Regions from separate parts of the Homo sapiens genome. Here region 2 is linked to region 1. Evidence: chromatin loops called from intact Hi-C (ENCODE). Cell type or tissue: IMR-90. All regions are shown on one strand.

Region 1 (2,500 bases):
TATTACTGAAATTCCAAAAAGCAAATACTCAAATATTTGTAAGAGCTTACTAAAACAATCCAGAAGTTCCTTTGAGTTGAAGCTAGCTGCAAGGTGACTAAAGAATAGAAATAATAATAAGCCAATCCAGAAGTAACAAAACAGAAGGACTCAATATTTAACAAAGGTCAGTGGGCCAACTCTTTCTACAGATACAGCATGGCACAGGCGGTCAGGAGGCTGTGGTTCACATCTTGTGCTCCACCTCTTTCTAGTGTTGTGGTCTCATTTTTTTCATCTGTTAAATGAGGATAATATTAGTACCTATTTCGTGGGATTCTGGGAGGACTTAAGATAAAACATGATTATATACCAAGTGCAAATATTAGTTTTCAAGCTATTTTAAAGTGTATCATTACGAAGATTTAACTGTAGACTGCACTCCATTCTATACAATGCAAAAAAATTCAAGTCAACTATGAAATAGACTAAAGGTCTTATTGCATACTTATTTTAAACAAGGGAGGCTTACTCTTGAACAAATGGACAATATCAGAAACAAGATTGATGGATTTAATATGTAAGATGAAAACACCTTAATAAAACCAAAGTAAGACAGCAGGATGGAGAATAATTTAGAAACCCCTTACTATCCAGAATATATAAGTGAAACAAAAGCCAATACTTAGATTTCCCTTGATAAATGATGGAAGAAGAATCATTTTCATGAGGCAATGTAGGTAAGAAATTAGCACTAGATATATAATCTTGCTGATAAAGAAAATTAAAGTAGATAGTATTTGGACACTGCTTTGGGCATATCTTGTAAAACAGGTTTGAGGTTATAATTTATTTCAATCACATTCTTTAGCTTAAGCTCTCCAACCCAGAACACTTTTTATTCTTTTCCTGCAATAAACTGCAAAAAAAAAAAACAACAAAAACTTGTAATTGAACAGACTTGCCACCAGGTGTCATTTCTGTTTAACTTTAAAACTGAATGAGGGGAAGGAGGGGGAGCCATTGCTTTAAGATTTATGGTAGACAGGCCCTCAGAGTGGGAGAAATTCTGCAGAGACCTACATACACAAAACTACAGATGAAAAAGACTCTTCTGAGAGGGAAATTCAGAGGAGTAAATTCACCCAGTAAACATCCTTTTAACATTTTAAGTCACTTTAAAAATGTGATAAAAAATAATTTGGAGAAAACATCTTTTGATAAATAGAACAAAGATTCAAGTTCAGTTTTGTATTATTGAAAAATAATTATGGGGACAGAGAAGAGAGAGGAAAGAAAAGAGAAAGGAAAAAAAATAGGAGAACCAAAAGAAAAGAAGTAGGAAGAATAGGGAAAAAGAATGTTCCCTTTTTTAAACAAATCACTATTTTTTTATAGGCAGTCTTGTCGTTTTAAAAACAACATCCACTACAAATGTATTAAAATGACAAAATATTTCTACCACATGGCTTATATTATCTCACAACCTGTTAAGAAACTGTCTGCCTATCAATGAAATCCAATCCAAACTGGACTCAAGCCAAGACCTGACATAGCGGAAAGCACATGAACCGATCTTCGAGGACGACGGACTAGGGTCATACCTGGGTCACACTGTGGCCTGCACAGGATGAGTGATCTCTGCAAGTGACTAAGTCTCCTTGAGCCTCAGTTTTAAATCTGTAAGTGGGGATAATGTCACCTATCTCAGAGTTTTTGAGACTAATATAAGTAAAAACGCATGTTGTGTAGGAAAATACATGTTGCCTCAAAGACAGCAAACACTTAATATTTTCTAAATCTGATTATGTTCTACGTTAAATATTTAAGTTTGACACTATTCCCTAATATGAACCTTTTCCATTCAGCTATTTCTCAGTTCCTTATCCCAGAACACTTTTTTTCTCTCTCCTCTCTAAATCTTAACCAGACCGAAAGGAAGAACCTCTCAATGATTCTCAATATCCTTCCATCTATGTTACAAATTAACATTTCTTGTTTTCTTAATGACACTAAGATTGTTGCTAATTACTTCATATATCCCCAGTCCTGTTCACCCAGTAATAAGTCCTGGGAACTGATCTTAAAAATAAAAACACACACACACAATAATTCTCTCAGTATCTAGAATTATTATCCATACATTTTACTCTTTCAACAAATATCTATGGAGCACCTGATATGAATATTCAAGGCACCATATCAGGTGCTGGAGATACGGAATAATAGGTATAGGACACAAAGTACAGCTGTCAACCTAATAAAGGGAGAAGAGGAGAGGCAAGCGGGGGAGGCAGAGAGGGGCACTCAGGTGGCTCCGTGGTGCGAGTGTCAGCTAGAGATAAACTCTTATCATTTGGACAGCGGCCACCAGAGAAAGTTGTCATCAATAACATTTTATTGAGCACTAGTTATATGCAAAGCCCTCATGAGCTGTATCAAGTCAAGATTTTGATAATTTAATAGCCCAAAAAGTGACTTCTCTGAAAAGCTGACATTTTCTTACAGGTTAGAGCACACT
Region 2 (2,500 bases), 550 kb after region 1:
CCAGCCTGGTCTCAAATTCCTGGCCTCAAGCAATCCTCCCACCTTAGCCTCTCAAAATGCTGGGATTACAGGTGTGAGCCACAGTTTTTATACTTTAAATAAAATTTTTAGATCTCACTAAATTGAGTTATTTAAAATCTGTGATCTGAGAAGCTACTTGTCAATATTATAACTGGATATTACATATAATTTTGGCATATCAAAAATATTTACATTGCAGCCAACACATATGGTCAATGAATACAAAAATTATTTATAAATGCACATATATTTACAATGACATCCCTGGGCAATAGGGACAAAAAAAAAAATTCACAAGAATACAAAAATCTTTGACCTGGTACCAGTTGGTCAAGCCTGGGATTCTTGCCAAAGACCTTGAATATCAAAGCCCCAGTCTCAACTATCTGCCTGAAACCACTGAAGAATCCCAGGCACACTTCCCAGAAGGCTCCAAAGTTATTTTTGCTCCTTGGAAAGCAAAGTAGAACATCGAAGTAGTGATGTTTTCTCAGGACCATTCTGAAGACTAGGGCAATCCAGCATGTTAAGCAGCAATGTGACTCTTCCTGACAAGCAGATGCACACCAGGGCACATCCCCATGGAAGCATCAGGAAGCACATTTGCCCCGTATCTTCCCTCTGCCGGTGCTGCACATTTTTGATGAGCTGTACCCATTTCTGTCAGCTGTTGCCATTTCTTCATCAGGTATAAGACCAAACAACGCATGGCCCACCTTGGTGCGGTCAGATGCAATCATAAAGAAAGAGTAAAGCAAATGCTGACTTCGGAGTTTCTTCTGAGCTCTGAGGTAGTAAATGCAAAATTAATTAATAAGTCTCTGCCCAGATTTCATCCTGAAGTGAGTTTCATGTGCCCTCACTACCATCTTGAATGTTCCGAGTCCTACTAAAATCAAAAGCATGATCCTGTAACCTGTGGCAGGACATGGAAGAAGCAGAACAGTCTGGCTCTCTCCCTGCCAGGCCCTCATTTTGATGAAGTTGTGGTGACTCATGGACTGGCTGCTGGGAAAAAGGAGGATGAGGCAGGCCTAGTTCTCTGTTTATGTTCCACACGGGCCGCTGCAATGTTTCTGAGAATGAAAGACAAGAATTATCAGTAGTGACTGGTAAAACTTAATATCCTTTTAGCCAAATCCTCAAAGAAATAAAGATGTTCAATATTCCTGAATAGGGACACTGAAATCACACACACACACACACACACACACACACACACAAAAACCACCACCAGAACATGGTCTTTCAAATCCCTCTACTTCACAAACCTAACCAATTATTTACTGAGATCATACTATATATCGTCTACTGTCACCTGTTATTTTAGCGATTCTGTTGCTACAAAATTTTTTATTTTATTTATTTATTTTTTTGAGATGGAGTTTCGCTCTTGTTGCCCGGGCTGGAGTGCAATGGCGTCATCTCGGCTCACCGCAACCTCCGCCTCCCGGGTTCACACAATTCTACTGCGTCAGCCTCCCAAGTAGCTGGGATTACAGGCATGTGCCACCATGCCCAGCTAATTTTGTATATTTAGTAGAGACAGGAGTTTCACCATGTTGGCCAGGCTAGTTTGAACTCCCAACCTCAGGTGATCCGCCTGCTTCAGCCTCCCAAAGTGCTGGGATTACAGGCGTGAGCCACCGTGCCCGGCCACAAAATTTTTAAATAAAACTCTTTAGACACATGGAAAAGAACTAAAAGACAAAATGGTATCCATATTGTAATGAAAGTTTCATGATAGGTAATAATCATTGATTCAGTGCAGCCATTATATCTTTAAATATGTCACAAAATTGTTTTAAAAATAAACAGCCATTCCCTTCCAACTCCTAGCATGTCAACAATTCTAACAACAAATGATAGTCAAAAGGAGCTGTATTAAATCAGATTATCTGCACACTGGTTTCAAATATGCATTTCTCATTCTTCTTTAATTACAATGGTGAACTATTTTCCCAAAGACTGTTTACTGAAAGTTATATTAACTTCATAGGGTACATTTTAGAAAAAGCTAGCCAAACATTATAAAAACAAATACCCAGAAATAAAAATAAAATCCATGTGAAAAGTAAGCTAGAGCAGGGTTTCTCAAGTTTTAATTAATATGCACACAAATAACTTGAGGATCTTGTTAAAATGTAGACTCTGATTTGCTAGATCTGCTCTGGGGTCATTACTCTGCATTTCTAACAAGCTCTTAGGTAACGGTGATGCTGATAGTCAACAGACCAGACTTCGAGTAAGAAGAAGCTAGGATACCCCACATAAAAAATCGCCAATGGGCCGAAGCACTCTCATTTGCTGATTTCCTTACTTACGGACCAGATTAAAAATGAAGGCATCCCCAAAGTTACAAAAAAGATGGGACTACATTTCTGGTCCTTCTTAAACCCTTTTTGTATTAACTCTTCTAAGACATCCAACAGTAAAAGTGGATTTACTGTTGATGCATTTCTTTCATGAACACTTAATG

The links. Hi-C counts contacts between places; a loop is a spot of excess contacts. Peaks named below come from ENCODE experiments on the same cell type or tissue, not always from the same donor. Only the 100,000 strongest peaks of a DNase experiment are listed, where the experiment ranks them.
Region 2: a loop joins it to region 1, with 5 times the contacts of the local background. A loop is called at or near these places in 9 of 110 quality-filtered maps.

What each region holds. Positions count from the first base shown.
Region 1 is chr1:113,676,528-113,679,027 of GRCh38, reverse strand. The region is part of intron 19 of MAGI3 (membrane associated guanylate kinase, WW and PDZ domain containing 3); the gene reads right to left. Among named protein-coding and RNA genes, the nearest start is that of PHTF1, 82 kb to the left of the region's middle. RefSeq lists an enhancer at 1,407-1,701. In IMR-90, a CTCF peak has its summit at 946 (motif pointing right); DNase peaks (open chromatin) are centred at 967 and 1,547.
Region 2 is chr1:113,122,472-113,124,971 of GRCh38, reverse strand. It overlaps LRIG2 (leucine rich repeats and immunoglobulin like domains 2), which reads right to left. Exons shown (of 18, transcript NM_014813.3): 18 at 1-1,097. The coding sequence ends at 871. Among named protein-coding and RNA genes, the nearest start is that of LRIG2, 51 kb to the right of the region's middle. In IMR-90, no CTCF peak of the experiment used is centred here; a DNase peak (open chromatin) is centred at 1,041; H3K27ac peaks cover 240 bases.